Regions from separate parts of the Homo sapiens genome. Here region 1 is linked to region 2. Evidence: read pairs that join two places in POLR2A ChIA-PET (ENCODE). Cell type or tissue: A673. All regions are shown on one strand. Links, peaks and the distances in the headings refer to the core of each region. The heading gives the core; the rest is flanking DNA. Region 1 has its middle 250 kb from the start of LINC01304. Region 2 overlaps LINC01248 (long intergenic non-protein coding RNA 1248).

Region 1 (2,920 bases), core at 290-2,789, 1.4 Mb after region 2:
ACCAGCAGCAGAGTATGGAAGGAAGAGGACAAACTTAGGAAAGAAAACTCAAGGCACTGCATAAGAATCAGATATATCTTCTAATAATTGAATGAATTGTCTTATCTTTCTCATTCGAATATAACTTTCTCTTCAGTCTATGGACTGTCTCTTTTGGATATATATATTTCAGTATAATATTCTGCACACTGTAAACACAAGATGACTACTTATACAACGCCTCACTGAGTTAGAGCTGGACATCTGTCTTGTGAAATACACTGTGATTATTACATACGCTAATGCTGATTCGATTCATGCTCTTTTCCCTGTCTGAGACACCTTTTCCACCTCACTACAACCTACCTGCCAGAGAAGTTTCTATTCATCCTTCAAATTCCAACAAATGCACAGTGCTTTGTCTCTTGCATTCCCGTAATGCCTTGCTCACCCTCCTGTGGGACATCTACCATGCTGTAGTATTTTTTTAATCAATTCATTCCGTAAGCATCATGGCTCATTCACGTTTCTATATTCTGGGCCTACCAAGGTGTCTGCTATCAAGTAGAAGCTCAATAAACTGGAAAGAAGTGTTGCAATCTCTTTTCCAGTTGCTGGCAAGAGAACAAGTGATATTTATTCTCGAATCTTAAGAAAAGTTATAAATTAAATATCCAGAGATACCATTAGATGACTTTTTGTCCTATCAATCAGATATTTGAGTAATAGTATAAAATAAACTTTAGTTAGCATTCTGTAAACCTGAAGTCATACATGGAAAAAATAATTTCAAATTTACAACACAATTGGAGATGATTACAGTATTTTAGGCTCAATCAGTTGCCCCTTAATGGAAGCTCTGAAAGGACTCATTCGGATAACTTTTCTATCTGCTGTTGCCTTTAAGTATTTTTTTATCCTTCCATGATGAGGCTGGGCAGGATCCAGTGATTATCATTGATTATGGAGAATTGAAAAGAAGAGACATTGAGAATATTCACTAGTTATGCTTATAACCAAGATGATTATTATAATCCTCAGAGGAAGAGAGTAATTTTTACCAGCAAGCAGCCAGGTGCTAGAACAATGTTTGCAGCATGTATGAATCAGCTTCACACTACTGAGCTTACCACATACTGGCACATTCAAACAGTGACTTAACAAGAATAATTTATTTAAAGAGTGGATCATAAGCTTCACACAAAAATGCTGTCACAAAAGTGTTTCGGCTTAAAATCAGGAAATTCATTTCATTCTCCAAATCATACAGGAAATCATGTAAGAAAACAACAGATCCATTAAAGAACAGAAACTTACTTCCAGTTAATTATTCCTGTAATCAACCATCCCTTTTCTGTAAGATTGGGACTCCTTTCTGCATGTTAACAACTTATTTCCCTTGTCATACCAATTGTAAAAGATTCATTTCTGTATTTCTAAGTTAATTATGAGAACTGGGTTATAAATTTCGAAGCTACCTAGTTCTTTAGTTATATGTAATAATTTTCAAACTTTTTTTGTCACAGGTACTCTTTTTAAAGTCTCATTTAGTTTCAGATGGCTTTTAATTATGCTCACAAACTATTTCTTTTCCAGGTTTAGTCTTGGATTTGTGTTTTTTCCTTTTTAATGACCACCACATGCGGCACTTTTCATGTATCCTGCTGGGCTCTTGAAGCCTCTTGACAGTGTTAATACTGATTCTATTAAAAGAACAGCATTTGGGACCACAAAAGGAAAATCTCCTCCTGTGAAAAGAAAAAGTATTTTGTATTTTGATGAGGGGTGACAAAATAAACTGTTACAACAGAAATGGCTTTTATAGTGATAAAGTCAGAAAAGCTACAAAGGCTCCAAATGTCAGACACACTAATAATCAACCTTTAAGTGGGACAGTGTGAGGGAAAAAAAAGGCAATTAAAATTTTGCCACCAGAATCTAGGCCATGATTAATTGATGGATGTCCATATTTACCTTTTCTCTTCAAATAACGTATCAATATTGCATTATTTTATTAGGTACCTTATAAATGTACCTGATAACTTGTAAAACCACAATACGTTCTTTCTGTGGATAACTTTTGACCCTGATCACTTCAGCTTTAAAGATTTAAACCATTATTTACAGTATACATTTTTCATCATTTAAGTCCTGCCTACCAGCTAGTCTAGTAATTTTTCATCAAAAAATAATTTCTTAAAAATCATATATGATTTTAATTGAAAATCACTTGTATATCAAATAAAATGTACTTTCTCAGAGACAAGTAAGTTGTGTATAGAAAGGAATAGAAATAGCATTAATTTAGTATCTACCTAAAGTTTCAAATATTATAATAGATTCAAACATATGCTCTATTGTATGATCTTTACAAAAATGTGAGAGCGTATATTATTATTTCCCTTCACATATGGGAAACTAAAGTTCAAAACTGTTAAGTGCTTTGCCTAAGGCTGTATGCTTTAGGCAGGTCCAGAACTAAGGAGTTTCTGCGTATTCTAACTCTGAAGCTAATTTTTTTTCACTACGGAAACTCGTTTGCTAATATAAATGCAGACTTTTTTTAAAAAAAAGCTTTATTTGGAAACATGATGAAAAATGTGATGTATTAATACTTACTGATACTCCAAGAAAAAAATAATAAAATATTTAGAAAGCTCCTCCCATCATTTCCTTTGGCTTTTTAACTCTACCAGATCTTTGAGAATGCATATTGTTGCTGGTTAACCAGATGAACCACCCTTTCCTTACTAGTTCTGCAAGATTCAATATCATTCATAGTCTCCAGCACTCTAGAGTAATCATTACTAGCTGTTAGGAAAATTATGGTATTTCCTAAAAACTTTCTTTGTGACAAGTGAATAAACCAAAAGGATTAAAAAAAAGATGTTCCAGTTTGGGAAAAATAATGCAATGAATACTGCATCTGATGCACCATTTA
Region 2 (2,920 bases), core at 203-2,702:
TTCTCCCCCTGGTAAATTGAAGGTCTTACTAACAAGGATCTTCATTAACTGAGATTATGAGATAGCAAATGGATAATTGTAACATGTTATGAGATTCTGTGAGATTCTGATGTGTGGTCTTCTTCCATACTCTCGGCTGTAAGTGTGTATGGTCAGCATTATGCTAAACTAAAATCACAGCATCCTGTGGGCAGGGAGCTCATGGCCCACCATCATGCCAGAGATTTGTGTTGGACTTAAAACCAAGGCCTCTGTTCCCATAGAAACATACGCATAGATCGCCAGTGAGGCTGGGATGCTGAAATACACACAGGACTCCTAGGGGAGCTGAATATTGAATGAAGATAAACACAAATGGGATATTTACAACACATTTTCCACTCGTTGGATACTTTGATGGCATCTCGAAGTATTACCATAAGATGAAATCAAGGCTGGGTGCAGTGGCTCATGCCTGTAATCCCAGCACTTTGGGAGGCCGAGGTGGGTGGATCACGAGGTCAGGAGATCGAGACCATCCTGGCTAACACGGTGAAACCCTGTTTCTACTAAAAACACAAAAAAATTATCTGGGCGTGGTGGCGGGCACCTGTAGTCCCAACTACTCGGGAGGCTGAGGAAGGAGAATGGTGTGAACCCAGGAGGTGGAGGTTGCAGTGAGCCGAGATCATGCCACTGCACTCCAGCCTGGGCTACAAAGTGACACTCCGTCTCAAAAAAAAAAAAAAAAAAAAAAAGATGAAATCAGGTATATTCACATATAAATAGGGACTACCACTTCATGTGACCTTCAGAGCAAGAGAAGAATGGGTCGATTTCTCATCCTTCCCTCCGTCCCTCCCTTCCTCCCTTTTCCCCGCCCTTTTCCCTCCTTTCCTTCTTCCTTTCTTCCTTCTCTCACCTCTCTCTCTTCTTTCCTCCCTCTTTCTCTCCCTCCCTCTCTCTTTCTTTCCTTTCAAAGTCATCCTCATGGCAGGTTTTTCACTGGATTCCTCACTGGCTTTTCTACCAAACCACTGGGGGTGTTTGTGTCGGCCCAGAAAGTGGCTGTTATGCCTTTGCCGTTTCCCCACAACCCAGAGTAGCCCTGTGGCAAGCCACAATTTCCAACAGCATGTCAGGAGTCTGATGCCATTTAGTGATATTCAGGCCATGTAGAAAAGAGCAGCTGCCCTGCAGGTGGTATTCCAGAAACGCTCCCCGGCACCCAGCAGGAAGCTGGATAAGTTTAATTCGGTGAAGCAAATTTAATCATTTGCCTCTTTGTAAATGGGGACACAGGAAGAAAAAAAAAGATTTTCTTGGTGGTGTTCTAACAAAACGGCTGCTCCTAATAGCACACGTGTTTAAATTCCTCTTTCATGGGATTTGCAGGACTGTATGATTTTCCAGTAGCTGTCAAGGACACAAACAGGTATAATCCCGGGGAGGTGCAGAACCTCCAATCCACAGCTCTGATATCAACCCTTGCAAAGAGCTCTGAAAGCATGGCACATGCATATTAAAGGAAGTAAAATGGATTCAGATGCTTTTGTCCAAGGCCAAAGAAATCCTTCCGCCTTCTGCGTTTTTCTTCCTTTACTAATTAGGAGCAGCTTCAATTCATTACATACAAATGCATTTATAGATTTTCAATGTATGTCTGCTTTTCGTTTTAGCAAACCATCTGTAAATTAAATCTACCACAGAAAAAACCTACCAACCTAGGAAACCCTTTAATACTAATTACTACGTAAGGGTAGAAGATTTGGAATAATCTTTTATCATTGCTATCAAAATTTACCACGGGTTTTATGACAACATCATTGCGTAGCTTATGTTGACTGTTGTCAGCTCTTGAGGGTTCTGTGGGCTCCCCAGATAGCTCCAGGTCTGTGTCAAGGCTCTCTTCATAAAGAAACATTTAGGTTTAAAGAATATCAAAGTTGTTGGATAAAATTGTCTACACGTTAACATGTGATCTTCCAGAAAGAGGTCACAGTCATTTTATATTGTTCCTATTGCATTTACTTGACGTCTCTTTTTTGGTGAGTAAACTGGAGTTAAATTTCACATACCTGAGGTTATCTGACAAACTGGCTTTAATGAAAATAACGTACTTTCCTTCAAAGTGGAAAGTAAGGCCTGTGTATGGCCTTACATCTGTGTCAGGCCTCAGTATGCTTATTCTAGTTAATTCTTGAATTTTGGAAGCAAACAAATATACCTGAATGGGAACTAACTTTCTTTCTTTTCTTTTCTTTTCTTTTCTTTTCTTTTCTTTTCTTTTCCTTTCTTTCTTTCCTTTCTTTCTTTCTTTCTCTCTTTCTTTTCCTTCCTTCCTTCTTTCCCTCCCTCCTTCTCTCCCTCCTTTCTTTCTCTTTCTTTCCTTCCTTCTTTCTTTCTTTCTTTCTTTCTTTCTTTCTTTCCTTCCTTCCTTCCTTCCTTCCTTCTTTCTTTCTTCCTTTCTTTCTTCCTTTTCTTTCTCTTTCTCTCTTTCTTTCTTTCTTTCCTTCTTTCTCTTCAAATGGACTCTTACTCTGCCACCCAAGCTGGAGTGCCACGGTATAATCTCAGCTCACTGCAACCTCCACTTCCCGGTTTTAAGTGATTCCCTTGCCTCAGCCTCCCAAGTAGCTAGGACTACAGGAACACACCACCACGCCCGGCTAATTTTTGTATTTTTAGTGGAGACAGGGTTTCACCATTTTGGCCAGGCTGGTCTCGAACTCCTGACCTCAAGTGATCTCCCTCCTTGGCTTCTCAAAGTGCTGGTATTACAGGCATGAGCCACCATGTCTCACCTGAATGGGAACTAATTTCTTTATTCTTCATCACCCCCATTATCATCATTATGACCACTACCACCATTACTGTCATTTAGAATTAATCTTTGGGAGCACGACACTGGACTGCATGGCAGGAAGGTTGTGCATCCTTC

Evidence for each region. ChIA-PET counts read pairs that join two places held together with the same protein. Peaks named below come from ENCODE experiments on the same cell type or tissue, not always from the same donor. Only the 100,000 strongest peaks of a DNase experiment are listed, where the experiment ranks them.
Region 1: POLR2A ChIA-PET joins it to region 2 with 5 read pairs; 1 of 35 experiments calls an interaction of 5 or more read pairs at or near these places.

The regions. Positions count from the first base shown.
Region 1 is chr2:4,218,054-4,220,973 of GRCh38, reverse strand. No RefSeq gene overlaps it. Among named protein-coding and RNA genes, the nearest start is that of LINC01304, 250 kb to the right of the region's middle. RefSeq lists an enhancer at 1-145. In A673, for the core only: no CTCF peak of the experiment used is centred there; DNase peaks (open chromatin) are centred at 1,203 and 1,653; H3K27ac peaks cover 2,237 bases.
Region 2 is chr2:5,667,285-5,670,204 of GRCh38, reverse strand. The region is part of intron 2 of LINC01248 (long intergenic non-protein coding RNA 1248); the gene reads left to right. Among named protein-coding and RNA genes, the nearest start is that of LINC01248, 22 kb to the left of the region's middle. In A673, for the core only: no CTCF peak of the experiment used is centred there; a DNase peak (open chromatin) is centred at 1,184.